Linked DNA regions of Homo sapiens: region 1 is linked to region 2. The links are chromatin contacts, found by Hi-C or POLR2A ChIA-PET in ENCODE. All regions are on one chromosome and are shown on one strand. Each heading gives the region's core, a stretch centred on a gene start or an enhancer-like site at or near the end of the contact. The rest is flanking DNA. Distances are from core to core; before and after follow the strand shown.

Evidence for each region. A loop is a pair of places that touch in the nucleus more often than their neighbours do. ChIA-PET counts read pairs that join two places held with the same protein, here RNA polymerase II (POLR2A). Pooled maps may share reads with other maps.
Region 1: a pooled map shows a loop between it and region 2 (3-fold over the local background). The contact joins two enhancer-like sites. A Hi-C loop is called at or near these places in 5 of 50 pooled maps. POLR2A ChIA-PET finds 5 or more read pairs at or near these places in 4 of 52 experiments (CD4-positive, alpha-beta memory T cell, HEK293, activated CD4-positive, alpha-beta T cell and 1 more).

Annotation. Positions count from the first base shown.
Region 1 is chr14:70,993,734-71,000,583 of GRCh38, forward strand. It overlaps PCNX1 (pecanex 1), which reads left to right. Exons shown (of 36, transcript NM_014982.3): 8 at 2,008-2,192. Among named protein-coding and RNA genes, the nearest start is that of PCNX1, 90 kb to the left of the region's middle. Within about 2 kb of position 5,583, at least 3 of the 41 ENCODE cell types and tissues checked have a DNase peak (open chromatin) inside an H3K27ac peak, as active enhancers do.
Region 2 is chr14:70,884,998-70,892,336 of GRCh38, forward strand. No RefSeq gene overlaps it. Among named protein-coding and RNA genes, the nearest start is that of PCNX1, 19 kb to the right of the region's middle. RefSeq lists an enhancer at 2,307-2,616. Within about 2 kb of position 1,519, at least 12 of the 41 ENCODE cell types and tissues checked have a DNase peak (open chromatin) inside an H3K27ac peak, as active enhancers do.

The DNA.
Region 1 (6,850 bases), core at 4,333-6,832, 110 kb after region 2:
TTCTGTGTCTTCTGAATCGGAAGGGACACAGGGACGTGGTACCTGAACTACTACTTAAACATTTTTTTCTCAGTATTTTCTTCCTTGTGAAATTTGTCCTTTTTGGTAAGGTTTGTGGATAAGTTTAGATAGATTCTGAGGAAGAGTAACAAATTATGTATGTATGGAAGATGAAAACCTTATCTGATTATATTAGTTCCCAAGATTTATCTGTTGATTTATATCTATTCTACAAATATTCCAGTCTGAAGAAATTATTAAATAAATACTTTTATCATTATGGCTTAAAAAATAATGCCAGTAAGGACTGACAAGTCCACATTTGTAGACTTAGTTTTTTCATATGTTGTGTGCATTCCTATCCTCTGCCTGGAATGTGTACTTTTCATTGGTGAAATGAAGTAGTGCAGGTTAATAGGACTTCCTGGGATGATGGAAATATTCTATAATCTGCCCTGTTCTATATGGTAGACACTAACTACTCACTACTGCCTGCTTTGGTAGCTATTAGCTCTGGTAGCACTAGGTATGTTATGTAGTTACTGAGCATTTGAAATATTAGCAGGACCAAGGAACTTAAGTTTTAATTTGGATAGTCACAGGCTACTGTATCAGACAGCATAGTTCCAGAATATATTCTATTATCATAACCACAGGCTTAAGATATATATATATATATATATATATATATATATATGTATGTATGTATGTTTCAACATAGCCTTTTATTTCATGGTCATTCTGCAATACATGAGTTTGTTTTATGTGTACTAGAGAAACAATTACATTGAATTCAAAGGATTAGAGAGATGTTGATACTCATGAAAAATGATAAAGTAACTGAATAAGGCCATTCTAAGTAGGATTCTTTTATTCATTCTAGAGGTCTAATAATTTTAGTTGCAGACTCTGGGATTGTTAAAGGTAAACTTCAATCGACAGATTGCAGAGTTGCATTGAACATCATGTAGAGAATAATAATTATACTCAAAACATTTTTTCATGAGTTTTGTCAGTTTAAATTTGACTAAATATTATACTGAGAACATTAAAATTCATAGTATCATAAAAATATGAAAGTATAAAATAAGTTAATATAGTCTCTTAATTTGGATAATTTGTATTAAAATTTCTAATAAATAATTTTAATCTCAAAATACCAAGTATTTAAAAATTGTATCAAACTTAGGCCTAATATCCTTTGAGAAATTACTAGTTTCCCAATTATTTTAAAGATTTTCTAAAATGATGGATCCATGTAAATGAGACTGGAATATGGTTTGGAAGAAGAAATAACAAAATTTGTTATGGGAACGTAACTAATACTTGTATATAAAGCACGTGGCCTTATTTCAGAAAGATGTAAGCTTTTTATAGATAACACTTTATATTAAGTCTACCTCTGACTATATTCCATGGCAATTTGTATTTCATTGGTTGAGTCAGTTATTCTGGTTTTCTTGCTAGTTTGTGATTCTTTTTGATTCAAGATTGTTATTTTGGTTGCATTTGATAAGATTATTTGGTTTTCAAGTGCATATAAACTTGTTTTATTGTGAGTTTGAGATCTCAGAATATTTGAAAGAACAATTCTAGAGTTATTACAAGGCTATAAATGAAAGTGCATATTTAACTGAAACATAGGGCTTATCTGTTGGGGCCAGCTGCAGCACACATATATTGAATGTACTTATGATTCTTTTTTGCTGCTTTCTTTTTCCTCACACTAGAATTTAGTTGGCTTGAGGTGGAAAAAAGTCGCAGATTGACCAATTTACATGTACATTTAATGTTGACTGCATTTGTCTCTTCAAATCAAATTTGTAAGGACCAGAAGATTTAAGTTGGCAATGTAATCTGTATATTTTGCAAAGTTTGTTGGCGCTTTCTTAGGTTATGTTGAAAAAAAGTGCCTTTTTGAAATCAGTTTTCTATGTTGACTTCATTCTAGGTATTGTTTTCTCTTTTCTTCCCTGTAATGTCTCCCCAATCCATGTTTTTTCCTAGCCTTCAAGATGGTCAGCAAGGCCAGCAGTCCACAGCCCAGGTCAAAGTCCAGTCCCGCCCCCCTTCCCAGGCTGCAGTGCTCAGTGCTAGTGCCTCCTTGCTGGTGAGAAATGGGAGTGTCCACTTAGAAGCATCACATGACAATGCATCTGCTGTAGGCGGTAGCAGTTTGCACGATGAACTTGGTATGCAGGCCTTATGTAATCTTGATGATACAAAAACTTTAATGCAGCAGATGATGGGTAACAATTGCAGTTCTTTTTTGAGATAGTTTCATTTTGGAACTATGCATAGGAGCACTTTTTACATAGGATTTACCCTATGTGTTAGGAAAATGTGACTTTTTGCTTTTTCCTTTTCTGTTTCTCTCTACTCTTATTCTGCATTTTCTTTTGGTCATGTCCATTTTTAATAGGTAGTTAAAGTGTTAATATATGTTCACACTCAATTCTGTTTTTCCCAGGCATTTGTACCATGTAGGAGAAAACGTTGACTTTTTTAAAAAAAAAGTTTCTTACTAAACTTTAATTTCTTTGAATATTTTGAATGTGCTTTAGGAAAGGGAAAAGTGCTTTCTAATTGTCTGCCACTATAGAATCTTTCTTTAAGATATTCTATATTTCACACTATGTTCGTCATCTGTAGTAGGTTTTATTTTAATTCAAAATACAGTACTCTAAGGACATCATGGCTCCGTACTAATGTCACATAATAACTTTATAAAGTTTATTTCTTGTTCTTGTCAATATATCTATAAACATATAAATTATTGAATAATTAATTCTCAGAAGTGTGATATCATTAAACATCAGTGATACATACCTACTCAGATATCTGTCTTATGCATTATTTAAGGGTGATACTTTATGTTACTTTGGTTTCTGTGTCTCTGTATAATCTAGCTGTCTTGTTCTCAGAATGCAGGTTAGTAATGGTTTAAGTAAATATAATGAAGAAAATCTAGTTATTCAGAAATAATTCACTTGAAAGCATTTACTCATTGTGATTTTGTTTATTCATGTTATAATTGCTTTTTACTTATAAACATGATAATCCAGTTACTGTTTCAACTGGAAGGATATGAGGTATAAGTTGCCCAAATTAGGATTTAATAAAATTTTATATGCTACCTATTCATTGACTCTTTTTTCTATTTTGTAAAAATGCTGAGTTGTAGAGAGGTATTAAGTACGTATGCATATCGATGAAAAGTGTCATGTTCAGATCTCACAGACACTTGAAAATGGTAATCTAAGATATTTATAACATTAGAATGTATGGTGATTTCTAAATAAAATGAGAAAGCAATAAAACATTTTAAATTTGGAATGCTTTTGCTTTTGAGTTTGTAATTTGTAGAGGCAAGAATATTTATAAGGAGGCTGCTTGAGGGAGAATGAGGTAGACTCCAGTTTAGCTACTTGTTTTAGTTGTAAGCAATACTTCTTCAGTTGTAAATATATTCAGTTATGTAATAACTTTATATTGCTATTTCTCTTTGCTCAACCCAAAGGATTTTTGTGAATCTGCAGATATAAAATTACAGTTACCATCTCATTGTTCATTGGCTTTATAGTAGTAGATCAGCTAAAATAAAAGGCTTCATTTTAATCCCTTTCAGAGTTTTAGACTTAGATCAAGCATAAAATGAAACAGTAGATGATTGTCCTCCATAAGAATTCTTAGTTTGCTCAAAAAATTTGTTAAGCAAGCTTTAATGATAAAGTCTCATTCTAAATCCACATGCCAATTATTGAAAATACTTACATATGAACTGCCTTTCCAGTTCTGAAGATTGAAAAAACCTCTTCTGATTGGAGACGACTTTAGCATCTGTTGGTGGATATTCAGGATATTCTCTTGTAATTTGGATTTTATCTTTTCTGTTAACTGCCACCTTAAACTAGGTCTCGCTCTATCGTATTTGAATGGTGCCAAATTGAATACTTAGTAATAATTAGCACAAAACAATCAATGGAGTGTATACCTGTTCCAATGCCTATAAAGTTGGCCAAAAAAGATTCTGAAAATGAACTGCAACTGAACTTAAAGGAATTGGTAGAGAAGCTAGAATAGTTTTGTTGTGTGGTTTAATTTTCTACTTGATTTTAATTAGCAGTGAATTATGTGAATGAAAATACGTGAATGAATTTGGGTACTTTATACTCAAATATATTAAAGTTAGCTATGATATTCCCTAAAAGTGGAGTATTTACACAGGATTGCTTCCTTCCAAATTTAGCTTCCTCTATTAAAAATTTTTAACCAGTTTTTACATGTGAAGGTATATGCATATGCATAATTTGTTTATATAAAGCATACATACACACATACATGTTTGAGTGCATATGTTTGTGTATGTACATGTACGTATGCTGTTTTGCATTAAAAAAAAACTCTGAATCAGACATTGTTTAATTCTAAGCCTAGATAGTTTTCCTAAACTGTGTTTTCTACATCTTTATTTTGTGGTGTCACAATAGGTAACCATATTCATTTCCTATACTAAACCCCGAGAATCCTTATTTCTCTGGCATTTTAAGGTTACCAGAGAACATCAGACATCATGGAAAAATTCACTAAAAATAGTATTATGAGGATTTTATTAGTAGCTTATTAAACAGAGGAAAAAGTACTTGTATCATCTGTATTCAGCAAGCAAAATTGTTAATCATGATTAATTTTAGAATTTGAATTATAAGTGGCTTAATTTAAAAGGAAAAACTTAGGCTGGGCTCGGTGGCTCATGCCTGTACTCCCAGTACTTTGGGAGGCCAAGACGGGCAGATCACTTGAGGTCAGTAGTTCTAGAGCAGCCTGGCCAAAATGGTGAATCCCCATCTCTACTAAAAATACAAAAAATAGCCTGGCATGGTGGCACGTGCCTGTAATCCCAGTTACTCAAAAGGCTAAGTCACAAGAATTGCTTGAATCTGGGAGGCGGAGGTTGCAGTGAACCAAGATTGCGCCGCTGTACTCCAGCCTGGGTGACAGAGTGAGACCCTATCTCAAAAAAAAAAAAAAAAAAAAAAGAAAAACTGACATAGTTTTCTTTCCTATTTATAGCTTTCATTTCCATGTGTACCTAATTAAAAAGAAATTGGGTTCAAATGACTTAAGTGTTGGATGAGTTTTGGAAGTTAATATCTTTGGAAATGATATTTCTATCAGAATTTCTCAAATTCTTCAATGTAATATGTTGCTCTTTATTTTAAAGACCACATATTAAGGGTTAATTTTCTTCTGATTGGTCTTTTGTTGGAATTGCTATTTGTTGTTGATTTTATACTGTTTTCTGAATTAAACTACAAAAATTCTAAATAAAACAAGCTGTGACTTAGTAATGCCCAGATTAAGTCACACAAGAGACTGAATCAGGTAGCCTTAAAGTTCTGTTTTATATCTGCTAATCTTTTCTATAGAATTTGGCACTTCTCAGTTACTAATCCTAGTTTTCTCTTATAAATTAAGACTAATAAGTTGATGCAGTGATGAAACTTGCCATTATAGCTGGTAGTTACACTCTTAATTTGTAACACAACATCTCAAACAAAATGTTCTAGATGAGATCAGATAGAACAGGAAACATTGCCTGTGGTTTTTTCTGTGTATGAAATTAGTGGTTGGGGTGAGGAAATGCTTTGAAAGTGTATATGAAGCTATTATTTTGTCTTTATGTGAAAAATTTAAAAATTACTGTTACAATGTTGACAAGAAATGAGGACAAGAGTTCTATATTTATCAAGACGTAATTACAAAGCATGTATATATCATGAGTAGTATTTCTCTGATTAAGACTTTCTTAATGTATCTGATTTTTAAAAAGTGATGCTTGAATTGATTTTCCTTAGGTTTTCTTTTGTTTTATTACTGTGTAAGGATTGACAAAGGAGGTATTCTTTGAGGTAATCTGCTTTATTCTAGAGCTTGTTAACTTGAAAATGTAGTTGGCTGTAGGAGAATTATTGAAGGAAACCTGGCAACATTGCTCTTCCTATTAAGCAGTTCATAGCAGAAATATAATTTGGAAGCTTTTAGATTTTCTACTTTAAAAAGCAGAGACTCAGGTGATCAACAGTACTTTTAGTGACTTTTATTAGAGTTAGTCTTGGTGTTTTAAAAAAGATTGTATATACTACTCTAGCATTTTGGGCTATTAGTACTTGTCCTTGTTACTATTAACACAGAGTCAGAGGACTGTAAGGGATCTTAGAGTTAATATGTCAGTTCCTTATGTTATGGTAGATTATTTTCATTCATCTGAACAAAAAAGTTACATCCTTTTGCAGCAACCTTGATTTTGTCCTTTATTATTGTTTTGAGTACAAAAAAATAATAAATTCTATTCTTTGATCATTTTTGGGGGGTGAGGGGCAACAAAGTATATATAAATGAAAGTAAAATGTTTATTTTTATCAAAACAATAAAAATACTTCATTATATTTCAAAAGAAGAAGTATTAAGAGGTTTAAGGGCTATATTCTACTTCGTTTTGGTAAAAGTAGAATGTGCTTTTCCCATCCTTACAACAGAAATACAAGTTGACAAATACTGGAAAATACCATGAAGAAAATTAAGTCATCTACAATCTCATCACTAAGAGATATCCACTATTAGTATGTTGTAATTTATTCCTTCCAGTCTTTTAAAATGTACATGTGTATATGCACTTAAAAAAATAGAGTTAGGATCATGTCGTGACTTTTGTGCTACTGTTTGAGTTTTGTATCTTGCTTTTTTCACTTAGCAGTCTGAACATTTACTCATGTTATTAGCTGTCCCTTGATTTTTTTTTTTTTTTTTTTTGACGGAGTCTCACTTTGTCGCCCAGGCTGGAGTGCAG
Region 2 (7,339 bases), core at 269-2,768:
GGGCCAGACAGGTGAGCATCTGAGCAAAGACAGAAGCCAAAGCGGTGCAAACCTGGAAGGACAGGAGCAAGGCAGCTCAGGAGCTGACTGGGCAGTAGTATCGAAGGCCCAGATACAGTGTCCAGGCAAAGGGCCAAGAGCCCAGTCAAGGATGACAGCTGTATTGCGGAGATAAAGCGAAGAAAGCACAGGTTTCAGAGTCAAACAGACTCAGGTTTGAATCCAAGACTATCTTATCTGCTGTGTAAACTTGGGCAAGCCACTTAACCTCTCTGAGGCTTCTGTTTCCTTGGCTAAAAAGGAACATAATAATGTCTACCTCAAAGAGTTGTTATAAGGAGTATAAATAATATATGAAGAGTGCCTGGCACTTGGAGCACTCAATAAATGAGAGCTATTGTTATTATCAATATCACCCTCATTATTTATATTGAACTATAGAGATTGCTGTGGCTCAGGCTGAGAAATAAAGCAAGTGAGAGGAGTCTTTGCCAAGAACAGAGAAACCACCAGGAGGGGGAACGGGCCTCTGCAGAATTGATCACAAAAGCTCTCTGGCTTATGTATTACTCATTTGTCACTGTTGATTTATACATTCATTCTTATACTCAGTAATGCCAACACCATTGTCACCATTGCCATCATTCCCTCCAACAAAAATAAGAAGAACCTTAGATTTCTGTTAAAACAGTTCAACAGGCTGTGTTTTGCCCCTGGCACATCTCTTCATCTTTTCTGTGGATTGAGCTGCCATTGGTATTCAGGGATACCACCTGCCCCGAGTTGCTGACAACCATCTCCATGGTTTCTGGCCAGATCTCATTAGCTAAGTGAGGTCAAGCCCAGTGAGGTTAAATACCGACAAGGGAGAGGGTCGGGGGATACACAGATGGTTACAGGCATTGGGATGGAATGGCATGGCTGACCCAGCCTTGTGTTAGGTAGAAAACCAAGGTCACAACCTTTTGCAGTCTCTGAGGAGCTGCGTGACAACATATTTAATCAGAGGATGCCAGCCACAGTGATCCTGCAAGTTTCCAACTGATACAGTTTACCTGCTCCCTCTACATTCAATTGATGCTATTACTGCCCAATCCAATAATAAGCAACAATTTATTAAGCCCTTACTGTTTGCCAGGCTAACGACAGGCCAAAATGCAGGGCTAAAGCACTTTACATACTGTCCCATTTAATCCTCACCACAACTCTATAAAGTCAGTACTATTACCTGCTCCATTTTACCGATTAATAGAAGTTCAGAGAGGTTAAGTAACTTGTCTAAGTCCGCATAGCTAGTAAAACTGTAGAGCCAGCTTGGGAACATGGGTTTTGCTGATTCCAGATCTCCAGCTCTGCATTAAAATGCTAACTGGTGCTTCTCACACTTTAATGTGTATATAAGTCACCAGGCGATTTGTTAAAATGAAGGTTTTGATTCAGTAGATCCAGATGGGACCTGAGATGCTGCATTTCTTAGGCCACATGTATGCTGTCGGGCCGTGGGTTATAATTTGAATCACAAGAGACTTGTCTGATAGATTTGGTTCACAGTGGTTGGCAGGTTTCTCTTTGAAGGAGGTTGGGTTTTGGTCTTAGGGTTAGGCTAAGAGGCTTTAAAACCATTCAGGAAGTGTGGATTTTAGTTCTATGCTGCATACTAAATCATCATAAATTTATCCCCTTAAAACAACTCCCCATTCATTACTTTACAGGTTTTCCCCCAGAACTGGGAAGGGTGTGACTCCACTGATCTCCTCACAGGGCTAAATCAAGATGTCAGCTGGGCAGTGTTCTTATCTGGAGCTCAAGGGCCTTGTGGAAGCTCATTCTGGTTGTCACAGATTCAGTTTCTTGCGGTTGGGGGACTGAGGTCCCTGTTTCCTGGCTGGCTGTCAGCTGGGGGCCACTCTCAGTTCCTAGAAACTGCCGCATTTCTTACCACTTGGTCCTTTTATCTTCATAGTCAGCAATAGAGAATCTCCCCTTTGTTGAATTCTTCTCATGCTTCAAACCTCTTTGATTTTTTTCTGTCTTTGACCTCCAGACTCAGAGTTAAAGGGCTCGTGCTATTAGATCAAGCCCACCCAGACAATCTCCCTATCTTGGGACCTTAATTACATCTGCAAAATCCCTTCACAGCAGAATCTAGGTTGCTGTTTGATTGAGTAAGTGGGAGAAGGCTCACAGATCCCAGAGGCAGGAAACCTTAGGGGCTTAGAATTCTGCCTACCACAAAGTGTTTTGGTTTTCCTGGATGAGCTGCATTGTTGATTGATCAATGTTTTTAGAGTCATCGAAATTGAGACTATATAAGCTTTCTCATTTCTGCTTTCATTTCTACTCTCTTGCTGTAAGCCTCTCCTTTGGTATGAAATTACCAACAATGATTTCAAAATAAAAATGGACTGTCAACTTCCAGCAAATTGAGCTTAGCCCTTTTTCTCATTTATTGTATAAACTGAAAGTGTAAAACAGGAATTGATACATAGATCATTTGGGGTTTTTCACTGACTCATTAGCAATGTCCAGGAATAAGTCTCCAGATGCAGAGATGTTTATAGAAGGCAGTACTTCTTACTCAAGGAACTCTAAGTGCTCACGGATGATGTGAGCCAACAGACAGTGCCTGCACTTTGAAGAAGGAGGGTTTGTGATATCTTGACGTCAAAGATCTGACTGAAATCTTTGGAATCAAGCCCATCTTTTCTGATTTCTAGCCTATTTTCCTTCCAATGGCACTGTCCTAAGGTTGTACAGCTTAGAAAATGTTAACCCAGTATTGTTTTCTTTACTTGCATGTGAGAGAAGAGAAGTCAAAGTCAAAAGCAGGCAGCTGGAAACCTCCAGGGGAAGGGATTCCCAGGGGTCCTTTATATTCCTTTCTCCCCAAGCAAAGCAGAGAGAGAAGCAGCACACATACCCTGTGGATTCTGGGTTTGGAAAGCATAGTTGTGTTGTTCATCTGGGCTGCTATAACAAAATACTATACACTGAATGGCTCATAAACCACAGAAATGTATTTCTCACAGTTCTGGTGGCTTGGAAGTCCAAAATCAAGGTGCCAGCAGATTTTGTGTCTGGTGAGAGCCTGTTACCTGGTTCATAGATGGCTGTCTTCACATGGCAGAAGGGACAAAGGACCTCTCTGGGATCTCTTTTAAAAGGGTGCTAATCCCATACATGAGGGCTACATCTCATCGCCTCCCAAAAGTCTCACCTCCAAATACCATCATGAGGAGAATTAGGTTTCAACATATAAATCTGGGGAGGACAGACATTCAGTCTATTGCAGGGGCCAACAACAGCCCCTCATCAAGAGGTGGCGCTACGGAGGACAATATAGCTGGCCCTCCATATCCACAGGTTCTGTATATACAGACTCAACCAACTGAGGGTGAAAAACACTAAAAAAATAATAATAATACACAATAAAAATAAAAATAATACAGTGTAACACATATTTACATAGCATTTACATTGTATTAGATATTATAAGTAATCTAAAGATGATTTAAACTATGGGAGGATGTGCATAGGTTACATACAAGTACTACATCATTTTATATTAGGGACTTAAGCATCCCCCAGATTTTGGTATCCTGGAGTCCTGGAAGCAATTTCTCCCCACCCCCCACAACTAGGGATGAAGGATGACTGTACTAATGATTCTGTTTCTTTGCAATTCTCCTTAGTACCTCCAAAGCTCTAGCAAGATCATCACACAGGAAACAACATCATTTTCTTAGCCCACTCACAGCACAGAGAACAATGAAGTAATGGCTGTAGACAAATCCAAGTGTCTGTTGCAACCTCAGGGTGAGGAGAGAAAATTGGTAGTGGTGTTGCTTCCTTTAGAGCTTAAAAGGCACAGCTGAGGTGACTACCCTTCACTCCATTTTTGCTAGCATATAATAAGCTCTGCTTTGCATTTTTGCTCCCATGGCATCATTTTTGAAATATGAATCATAAAAGCAGTGCATTTCTGCTATGCCTGCTGAGACTTGCTTTATCACCCTCCTATTTCAGCGTTAATAAAATGATGCTGTCATTCCAGCTGGGAGGTATTTTGATTTTTCCAGACAGAGAGCTGGCTGATCACATTGTGAGTGTGTGTGTGTGTGCATACTTGTGTGCATGTGCCTCCCTTCTGGGGCTGAGAAGGAAATTGTCTTACCTTAATAATAGATAAATGTATTTTGATGGTAGCTGATTACTAAGTTGAGACTTTCTGTAAAATCTTCTAGCATCATGGTAATTTACTAACAGACAAAGAAAATCCCTCAATAAAGGCATCATTAGCAAAAATCCTGTGCCACTAGCTTCTAAATAGATGCGTAAAGGTAGGGTAGTAGAGACCAGGAGTAAAATAAGAAGGTTGGAGTAAATGACCTCTAAGGGCCACTTTTATTTAAAGAAAATTCCAAGCATAACATTGGAAGACCTAGAGATGATGCTAAATGCCTGAAAAGGGAGAATATAAATTTAGGAAGGTAGTAAAAATTTTCTCAATGATAAAGGAACTTATGACTATGGGTATTTGCACGTGTATGTGTCTGCTGTGTCTTTAATATTGAGGGGAATTCTTTTTCTTAAATCTGAGAATGATGGCTTAGTTGATGGCAAAATGGAAAGGATGCGGGGACCAGCCAGGAGCCCAGGAGCAAGGCAGGCGTTTCCAGAAGATCTTGGCAGAAAGAGGCAGACCAAAGAAGCAGACTGGCCAGCCAGTGCCAGGTAGGGTGTGAGATTAACTACAGGTGGGTGGAGCACAGCCCACGCACTACAGAGGTCTGGGCAGTCATGAAATCCAAAGGGGCTGCTCAGGATAGTGGGTAGCAGGGACTGCACCTTCGAGGGTGAGGTTCAGAGGCAGGATTTGGGTTTCTTTTTTTTTTTTAAAGGATTAGCAAGAGAAAGCGCACAATCTAGAACAAATGAGATATCAACAAGAGTCACTGAAAAGGGACCTACGGACAGGCTGTTAGGGACTTGATCTTCAGGAATAAGACTGGCTACTAGAATCAAAGAAAAGGTTTGTGTAGGTCCAGTAGCAAGGCTGATTTGATGCTATCATGCTGAGAAACTCATACTCTGCTTTTCATTTTTGCGTTTTTAGTACCTCTAAAGCTTTTTACATTCTCCCCAACTATAGAGATACTCTAGGGCCTAAGTTGATCCTAGCCGGGCTAATCACCAAATCACAGAATTTGGCAGATGATTTCAAGAAGTTTAAAATGAGTCCCGTCCTCAAAGTGTTTATAATCTATTTGAGAAGAAAAGGTCAGCACACATGAGACAGAAATATGTCTACTGTGTCCATTTACTGTGTTATGTACAAGTCATAGGTATTAAGAAAAATAAAAATTAGTAAGTGCTGGAGAGGTCAAGGAAGGCTTCACCGAAGAGGGATGATTTGAGGGTTTAAATTTTTTCTGAGACAGGGTTTCACTCCATCGCCCAAGCTGTAATGCAGTGGTGTAATCACGGTTCACTGCAGCCTTGACCTCTCAAGATCAGTTGATCCTCCCGCCTCAGCCTCCTGGGTAGCCCCAGCTGGGATTGCAGATGCACACCACCATGCCCAGTTCATTTTTTATATTTTTTGTAGAGACAGGGTTTTGCCATGTTGCCCAGGCTGGTCTCGAACTCCTGAGCCCAAGGGATCTGCCCACCTGAACCTCTCAAAATGTTGGGATTACAGGCATTAGCCGCTGCACCTGGCCTGGCTTGAAGTTTTTTAAGTGAAGAAAAGCAGAATTGGGGCCCTGGGGGTGGGAGATGTTCATGGGGGTGGAGAGAAGAGAGTCAGAAATATCCTGAGATATTTTTCTCATCATTTTTACCCCAACAGGAATAGTTGAGCCTCTCAGTTCTGCAGGGGAAGCTGGTAGTGGAGCCACTAGTGAGCACTTATAAAGTAGATGATAAAGAAAGGAAGTGGAGTTTGCTTGATAAGAGAAGAACATGATTAGAATGGTTGTGTTGGTAGCTCCTGGACTCTTTCTCTGCGGCTATTTCAGTCCCCTAGCTAATCTGGCCCTGACTTATAGTAGTGCCAACTTCAAGCCTTCAGGGCATTTTATACAGCTTCCTGTCTATGCTTCCCACCCTTATCACTCCCTCCCCTTGTTTTCCTTCCATTTTTTTAAATGACTATTATTGAATCAAATTTTCCTATTAATTAAAACCCTTGGGATCTTGGAACCTTAGTCAACTTTCCCCTCGTATATGACATAATGATGTACATTGTGTTTCAATGGCTCTGGACACCATCGCTGATAGAATAGGTCACCTGTTTAGCGTAGTCAGGATGAATGTTGCCATCAAGATGACTGCTCTATATTGAAGAGTCTGAGTCAACTCAGCATATCCAACTATCTTCGTGACTTTTTTTTTTAAAAGAGTTTTAATGTATTCCTTTAGTACTGGCAGTTGCTTTTCCCAGTCTGCTGCTGCTGAAGAAATTCCTAATGGTTAATGTCAGATCCCAGGATACTGGCCTATAATGCTGAGAAAGGAAATAGTGTCAGAGAATCTTGGTTTTTAGCTGCTGTTTTACTCTGCAGGAGCAGAGAGAAATAGGAGCAGGGGTAATTTCTTTCCTTTAGCAGCTGCTGAAGTAGACCTGATATTTGGGTTGGAAAAGTATATCAACTCACCTCAATTTAGAGAAATTATTTTTTAACCTTAAGAAATTAACGTATGTATTGCATCACTGAGGAGGCTCTTCTGTGGGCTTGTAGCAGGAAAAATCTAGACACTCTATGGGGCTATGCTACAGACATGGTGGCCCATGCAAGGAACTGGCAGCTGTGGGAGACAATGACAATGATTGACACTTGCCTGGCAATTTACAGCATACTGTTTCAAACCTGATTTAATTCTCTCAGTAAGCCTGAGATAAAGGGGTCATTTTATGCATTCCACAGATGAGGAAATAGACTTGCTTTCTTAAGCAACAGGTAGTGAGTTACAATCCAGAAATGAACACAGTCTCTCTGAATCCCAATCCTACACCCTTCCCAGTAAACAGGTTCTATTCCACTGTATGGCATTCAGTTGTGAGACGTTTCACACAAGAATTCGTCATTAACAAAAGAATTATATTTGATGGTGATAATTTAGAATCATAAGTCAAGAGTCTCTCATTTTCTTGTATTGAAGTGCATTTTTTTTTTTTTTTGAGATGGAGTCTTGCTCTGTTGCCCAGGCTGGAGTGCAGTGGCACGATCTCGGCTCACTGCAACCTCCACCTCCCAGGTTCAAGTGATACTTTTGCCTCAGCTCCCCCTCAGAACTGGTAGCTGGGATTACAGGCATGCACCACCAAGCCTGGCTG